Regions from separate parts of the Homo sapiens genome. Here regions 2 and 3 are each linked to region 1. Evidence: read pairs that join two places in POLR2A ChIA-PET (ENCODE). Cell type or tissue: GM12878. All regions are shown on one strand. Region 1 overlaps FCHO1-AS1 (FCHO1 antisense RNA 1). Region 2 overlaps BISPR (BST2 interferon stimulated positive regulator). Region 3 overlaps NIBAN3 (niban apoptosis regulator 3).

What was found. ChIA-PET counts read pairs that join two places held together with the same protein. Peaks named below come from ENCODE experiments on the same cell type or tissue, not always from the same donor. Only the 100,000 strongest peaks of a DNase experiment are listed, where the experiment ranks them.
Region 2: POLR2A ChIA-PET joins it to region 1 with 10 read pairs; 5 of 35 experiments call an interaction of 5 or more read pairs at or near these places.
Region 3: POLR2A ChIA-PET joins it to region 1 with 6 read pairs; 4 of 35 experiments call an interaction of 5 or more read pairs at or near these places.

Annotation. Positions count from the first base shown.
Region 1 is chr19:17,746,212-17,748,711 of GRCh38, forward strand. All of the region lies in intron 3 of FCHO1-AS1 (FCHO1 antisense RNA 1), which reads right to left. It also overlaps a transcript of FCHO1 not described here. Among named protein-coding and RNA genes, the nearest start is that of FCHO1-AS1, 3.9 kb to the right of the region's middle. RefSeq lists a silencer at 1,319-1,738. In GM12878, no CTCF peak of the experiment used is centred here; a DNase peak (open chromatin) is centred at 1,380; H3K4me3 peaks cover 1,334 bases; H3K27ac peaks cover 683 bases.
Region 2 is chr19:17,407,879-17,410,378 of GRCh38, forward strand. The region is part of intron 2 of BISPR (BST2 interferon stimulated positive regulator); the gene reads left to right. It also overlaps a transcript of MVB12A not described here. Among named protein-coding and RNA genes, the nearest start is that of BISPR, 3.4 kb to the left of the region's middle. In GM12878, no CTCF peak of the experiment used is centred here; no DNase peak of the experiment used is centred here; H3K4me3 peaks cover 209 bases.
Region 3 is chr19:17,528,394-17,530,893 of GRCh38, forward strand. It overlaps NIBAN3 (niban apoptosis regulator 3), which reads left to right. Exons shown (of 15, transcript NM_001321827.2): 2 at 2,362-2,492. Among named protein-coding and RNA genes, the nearest start is that of NIBAN3, 2.4 kb to the left of the region's middle. RefSeq lists an enhancer at 2,381-2,500. In GM12878, no CTCF peak of the experiment used is centred here; a DNase peak (open chromatin) is centred at 1,354; H3K27ac peaks cover 240 bases.

The DNA.
Region 1 (2,500 bases):
CTTTAGCCCGGGGGTTTGATACCAGCCTGGGCAACATAGGGACACCCTGTCTCTATTAAAAAAAAAAAATTAAAGAAAAAAATAATAGGAGAAGCTGGGTGTTGGGTATACAGGAACTCTCTGTACTCTCTTCACAATAATTCTAAAACTGCTCTAAAATAAAAGGTTTATTTGGAAATAAAAGGAACTGGCCAGTTTCAGTGCTTCACGCCTGTTGTCCCAGCATTTTGGAAGGCTGAGGTAGGGGGATCGCTTCAGCCTGGGAGTTTGAGGCTGCAGTGAGCTATGATCACACCACTGCACTCCAGCCTGGGCAACTGAGCAAGACCTCGTCTCTAAACAAAGAAAGAAAGAAAAGAAAGAACAACTACAGTTGCCTTGGAGAATAGGGATTGTCTAGGGCTGGGATGGAGGGAACAAGAAACACAAATAAGAAACCGAGTTGGCATCCAGGCTGAAGACAATTGGGTCTTCGCTGGGACCACTATGGGGTGTAGGAAAATGGACAATTTGGAACTGTTTCAGAGACACTGAATCCACGGGATGAAATGCTGGTAATGAAGGGAAGAGAAGATCCTTAGGGCCTCCCAAGCTTCTGGTCTGTGCTCCTGGGCTGCCCTGACTGAGCCTGGGAGGCTGGTGGAGGGGCAAGAAAATCAGCCGGGTGCCCTGTCCCTAAGCAGAGGGTAGGATGGGGGACTGGCGGGTGTTGTGTAAGTTTATATTTTCTTTTTCTTTGTTTTTGTTTGTTTGTTTGTTTGTTTTTTAAGACGAAGTCTCACTCTTGTCGCCCAGGCTGGAGTGCAGTGATGTGATCTCGGCTCACTGCAACCTCCGCCTCTCGGATTCAAGTGATTCTCCTGCCTCGGCCTCCCAAGTAGCTGAGATTACAGGCGCCTGCCACCATGCCCAGCTAATTTTTGTATTTTTAGTAGAGACAGGGTTTCACCATGTTGGTCAGGCTGGTCTCGAACTCCTAACCTCAAGCGATCGAGTTCGAACTCCAAAAAAGAACTATCATATGGCATATGAGGGGATGACCTCCTCTGCAAGGTGCCGGATCCCGGGGCTGCCCTAGGCCGGCTGCAGACTTGCTGTGTGGCCTCCAAGCAAGATCTTGCCCTCTCTGAGCCTCAGATTTCCCATTTGTAAAATAAAGACCAATAATGTCCAGGTTACAGGCTTGTGGGGGGTCATCAACTGAGCCCTGCCTGTTCGCTCAATAAACGTTGGTCGCTCCTTACTCCTTACCACTGAGTCTCAGGGCGAAAGAGTGGCGCCTGTCTCTTTAAATTATGCAAATAGACTGCGGGTGGCGTAAGGGGGGGAACATAAAAAGGAGCCTAGTCTTCGGCTGGACCAATCAGCGCGCTGAGCTGGCGGAGCTGGGCGCCTAAATGGCCCAATGGGGGGCCGCGCGGGATCAGAGCCCGCCCTGCCTCCTGGCGCCGTCGCGGGGGTGGGGACTTTCTAGGCCACGCCCCGGGGGCGGAGCCCGCCGGCAGCCGCGCCGCAGCCGCGGAGGGAGGGGCGGGGCGGGCTCCGGTGTCAGCGACCAAGCCGCAGGTGGCGGCGAGCGCGGGGCTCGGCCCGAGCTCAGGAGGTGAGTGTTGCCCCCCGGAACCCCCTGGGATACCCTGGCCCGCGCAGCCTCCCACGCGCACCGTGCCCTGCAGCCCCGGCGGCTGCGGAGGGCAAAGGCGCGGCGGGACGCGAGGGATGGAGAGCAGGGGGTTGGGGCTACGCGGTGGGCGCCCCGGCTTCCCCCTCCAAGTGGTAATTGGGGGTCCGCAGGCGAAAATGGGGACCGCTCCCCAAATCCCCCGTCTCCTGGCCTAGAACCGAGCGTGCACGGGGGCGGCGACGACGCGAGACCCCTCCCCAAATTCTTTTATTCTAAGCCTAGGTCTGGGTTCTGGGGCTGCAAAGATGGGGGCGCCGCTCCCCTTCCAGCCTGGAACCCTGGGCGGTGGCTGAGATGGGGACCACCCGCAGATTCCCTCTTCCCAGCTCCGGCCTGCAGACCACCGGGGACCGAGACGAGGGACCCCTTCCCTTTTCCTCCACTGTGAACCCCTATCCAGGCCTGGTGGCTGGAGGAGCTGGGGTGTCACCTGGCCCCTCCTCTAATCTGCCCCATCCCAGTCCTCCACCTTAAGGATGGGGTGGGGGGCGTTTCACTGGCATCTTCTGTGGGGACCCCAAGGTTGGAATTTTGGGGAGGAGGTCACTGTGGGGTCCCCTGCCTGGCACGGTTTATCCAGGCCAGGCCTTGAAGGGCCTGGAGCCTGGACTTGGGGGGGGGGTCCCTCTTTTACTGAGGGGCGGGGTGTACAGCTAGCATCTGTTTCTGGGGATTAAAATAAATCGAGGTAAATTAGGATCTTGCCAGAGGCTGGCTGTGAGTGGGGTGCGGAGGAGGCTTGGGGGGTGGGGGACCCCTCCATCTGCCTTGGATCCCCCGAGTCACCTGCCCCAGCTGCACTGGGGACCAGGAGGC
Region 2 (2,500 bases), 340 kb before region 1:
GACCACTGTCCGCTCGGGCAACGGGCGTCTTCCCAGACGCTGGCGTCACCGCTAGACCAAGGAGCCCTTCTGCTGGCCCTGTCCGGGCATAACAGAAGGCTTGCACTCTTGTCTTCTGGTCACACCTCACTATGTCCCCTCAGCTCCTATCTCTGTATGGCCTGGTTTTTCCTAGGTTATGATTGTAGACCGAGGATTATTATACTATTGGGATAAAGAGTAATTACTACAAACTAATGATTAATGATATTCATATATCTCTAAGATCTATATTTGGTATAACTATTCTTGTTTTATATTTTATTATACTGGAACAGCTCGTGTCCTCAGTCTCTTGCCTTGGCACCTGGGTGGCTTGCCGCCCACAATTACAAATGGTGGGATGGGTGCAGTGGCTCATGCCTGCAATCCTAGTACTTTGGGAGGCTGAGATGGGAAGATTGCTTGAGGCCAGTAGTTCGAGACCAGCCTGGTCAACATAGAGAGATCCTATCCCTATTTAAAAATAAATATATATATATATTTTAAGTACATATATTTATTTTATTTTGTTTTAATTAATTAATTAATTAATTAATTTTTTTTGAGATGGAGTCTCGCTCTTGTTGCCCAGGCTGGAGTGCAGTGGCACGATCTTGGCTCACTGCAACCTCTGCCTCCGGAGTTCAAGCGATTCCCCTGCCTCAGCCTCCTGAGTAGCTGGGATTACAGGCGCCCACCGCCATGCCTGGCTTATTTTTGTACTTTTAGTAGAGACAGGGTTTTGCCATGTTGACCAGGCTGGTCTTGAACTCCTGACCTCAGGTGATCTGTCTGACTCAGCCTCCCAAAGTGCTGGGATTACAGGCGTGAGCCACTGCACCTGGCCTATATTTTATTTTATATTTTTAAATATATAATGTATTTTTATATATTGGTTGGTGCAAAAGTAATTGCGGTTTCTGCCATTACTTTTTTTTTTTTTTTTTTGAGAGGGAATCTCTCTCTGTCGCCCAGGCTGGAGTGCAGTGGTACGATCTCGATCACTACAACCTCTGCCTCCTGGGTTGAAGCGATTCTCCTGCCTCAGCCTCCTGAGTAGCTGGGACTACAGATGCCTGCCACCATGCCTGGCTACTTTTTGCATTTTTAGTAGAGATGGGGTTTCGCCATGTTGGCCAGGCTGGTCTCAAACTTCTGACCTCAGGTGATCCACCCAACTTGGACTCACCAAGTACTGGGATTACAAGCGTGAGCCACCGTGCCCGGCCTATATTTTATTTTATATTTTTAAATATATTCTCCCTCTGTCACCCAGGCTGGAGTGCAGTGGTGTAATCTCGGCTCACTGCAACCTCTGCCTCCTGGGTTGAAGTGATTCTTCTGCCTCAGCCTCCTGAGTAGCTGGGACTACAGATGCCTGCCACCATGCCCAGCTACTTTTTGTATTTTTAGGAGAGACGGGGTTTCGACATGTTGGCCAGGCTGGTCTCGAACTCCCGACCTCAAGGGATCCACCCGACTTGGCCTCCCAAAGTGCTGGGATTACAGGCATGAGCCACCGCTCCCAGCCTCTGCCATTACTTTTTTTTTTTTTTTTTTTTTTTTGAGATGGAATTTCACTCTTGTTACCCAGGGTGGAGTGCAATGATGCAATCTTAGCTCACCACAACCTCTGCCTCCTGGGTTCAAACAATTCTCCTGCCTCAGCCTCCCTAGTAGCTGGGATTACAGGCATGCGCCACCATGCCCGGCTAATTTTGTATTTTTAGTAGAGAGGTTTAGGTTTCTCCATGTTGGCCAGGCTGGTCTCAAACTCCCGACCTCAGGTGATCTGCCCGCCTCGGCCTCCCAAATTGCTGGGGTTACAGGCTTGAGCCACCGCACCCAGCCTTTTTTTGTTTTTTTCTTTGAGATGGAGTCTCGGTCTGTCTCTCAGGCTGGGGTGCATTGGCACGATCTCGTCTCACTGCAACCTCTGACCTCCGCCTCCTGGGTTCAAGCAATCCTGCTGCCTCAGTCTCCTGAGTAGCTGGGATTACAGGTACCCGCCACCACGCCCAGCTAATTTTTGTATTTTTAGTAGAGACGGGGTTTCACCATGTTACCCAGGCTGGTCTCGAACTCCTGACCTCATGATCCGTCCATCTCGGCCTCCCAAAGTACTGCGATTACAGCCATGAGCCACCACGCCCGGCCTTCCATTACTTTTAATGGCATTAATTAATTATGCTTACTAAAAGTTATGGCAGAAACCACAATTACTTTCGCAATAAAATTAGAAATGGAAACTGTTATGCTACCATTCTTTTTCTTTTTTTATTTTCTTTTGAGACAGAATCTTGTCCTGTTGCCCAGGCTGGAGCGCAGTGGTGCAATCATAGCTCACTGCAGCCTTGACCTCCTGGGCTCAAGCAATCCTCTCACCTCAGCCTCTGGCGTAGCTGGGACTATATGTGTGCACCACCACGCCCAGCTAATTTTTTATTTTTTGTAGAGATGGGGGTCTCAGTATGTTTCC
Region 3 (2,500 bases), 220 kb before region 1:
CTGTGTCTTCTATTTTTATTTGGTAAATCTAGTGACCTGATTTAGGGCAGGGGTTCAGGTGGGAGGCATAGGGCCAAGTGGAGGGTGTCCCAGACCCAGCCAGGCCCTGAGGGATGTCTTCCTGAGCGGGCAGGGACCAGCAGGCCCCTCGGTAGGACCCTGGGGATGGAGGCTCAGTTCCCAATTTGAGACTAAGAGGGGCCAGTGCCAGATTCAGTGCCATTCGGGTCCCTCTGTCCTCATATGTGGGGTGAGCAACTGTGCTGGGCGCTGGGGACATTGTGGGGTTGGTATTGGCCTTACCCTCACAGGCTCATGGTCTAAACACCTTCCCTCTGGTGGCTCTGCTATGTGGGGCTTCTGTGCCCAAGGTGACCTCATGGCACAGAACGGCTGCTGGAGCTCCAGCCATTGGGTCTACATTCCATGCAGCAGCATGGAAGAGTGTTTTTTTGGTTTTTGGGTCAAGTCATGACCCAAAATTGCATGGTGAGAATGATGGGAGAGAGCTCACATGTTCCTTGAGGGTAGGGAAGAGCAGAGGTGGATGACTGCCCACTGAGGAGACAATGATCAAGCCAGGGCTGGAGGGATGTGATGGTGTTGGAAGGAAGGAGATACCAGAAGAGCATTTTGGACAGGAGAAACAGCATGTGCTAAGGCCAGTGATGTATCTTGCAAACAAACAATTCACGTTCACACCCTGGTCATTCCCTCATTTGCTGTGTGCCCTTTGGTGAGTGACTTCACCTCCCTGGGCTTCATTCTCTTATATGTAAAATGGGGATAGCAACAACGCCTAGCTCATGGGGCTGGGGGGGCATTGTAAGGATTCAAAGAGTTACTCTATGTAGCACTGGGATTTTTTTCCCCCAGATAGTGGCTTAAACAAGATAAGGATTTTTTTTTTTTCTCCTCAAACTGAGAGGTGTGGAAGCAGGCAGGCTAGTAAAAGTTAGACACCTAAAGTCCTTTCATCTCATGGCTCTGCCATGTGTGGATTCCTGTGCCCAAGGTAGCCTCATGGCACAGAATGGCTGCTGGAGCTCCAGCCATTGGGTCCACATTCCGGGCAGCAGAATGGAACTATGTTTTATTTACAGTCAAGTGTACAAGCCTTAGGGCAACAGCTCAAAGAGCTAGTCACCCATCACCCATATGACTACTTCCCAGATAGATCAGGATACAGCACACCTCCATCACTCACAGAAAGTTCACTTGTGTGCTTTGGAGCTTTAAAAGCTTTTGAAAAGCTCCCCAGGTAAAGCATATGGGGACACTTTTGGGTGTGATGGATCCGCTCATCTTGATTGTGGTGAGGGTTTCACGGATGTGTGATTGTGTCAAAGCTCAGCAAACCATATGCTTACATGATACGTGAGCTATAAGTGAAGGTGTGGCTCAATCTGTATTCCCAGCGCTTTGAGAAACCAAGGTGGGAGGATTGCTTGAGGCCAGGAGTTTGAGACCAGCCTGGATAACATAGCAAGACCTTGTCTCTACAAAAATAAAAAAATTAGCTGGGCATGGTGGCACGTGCACATGATCCCAGCTACTGGAGTGGGGCTGAGGTGGGAGGATCACTTGAGCCCAGGAGGTCAAGGCTGCAGTGAGCTGAGATTGCACCACTGCACTCCAGCCTGGGGGACAGACACCCTGTCTCAAAAAAAAGAAAAAAAAGTGCAAGACAAGTGGATCACTGGAGCTCAGGAGTTCAAGACCAGCCTGAGCAACATGGCGAAACCTCGTCTCTACTAAAAATAGAAAAATTAGTCAGTCGTGGTGGCAGAAGCCTGTAGTCTCTGTAGTCCCAGCTACTTGGGAGGCTGAGATGGGAGAATCACCTGAGCCCAGGAAGTAGAGGTTGCAGTGAGCTGTGATCGTGCCAGCGCACTCCAGCCTGACAACAGAGTGAGACTCCATCAAAACAAAAAACAAAAAACAAAACAAAACAAAACAAAAAACCCGTCTCTACTAAAAAATACAAAAATTAGCCCAGCATGATGGCGTGCGCCTGTAGTCCCAGCTACTCGAGAGGCTGAGGCGGGAGAATTGCTTGAACCCAGGAGGCAGAGGTTGCAGTGAGCTGAGATCGTGCCACTGCACTTCAGCCTGGCAACGGAGCAAGACTCCATCTCAAAAAAAAAAAAAAAAAAAAAAAAAAGAAGCTCCCTCACCCAGCCACATGGATGGAAACAGGCATGGAGGGTGAAGGATGAATGAAATTTGGTGACAACTTGTCTGGAAGCTCAGGATGACTACAGGAGCCCCCAGGTGGCTTCCCTGTCTGTTTTGCCCTCCCCAAGCAGGTCTCCTGGGCAGATTCAATTTGCTGGGTTCACTGTCCCCTTGTCCCTGCAGGTCAGGTGGACACCCTGCTGAGGAACTTCCTGCCTTGCTACCGTGGGCAGCTGGCAGCGTCTGTCCTGCGGCAGATCTCTCGAGAGCTGGGCCCTCAGGAGCCGACCGGAAGCCAGTTGCTACGCAGCAAAGTGGGTGT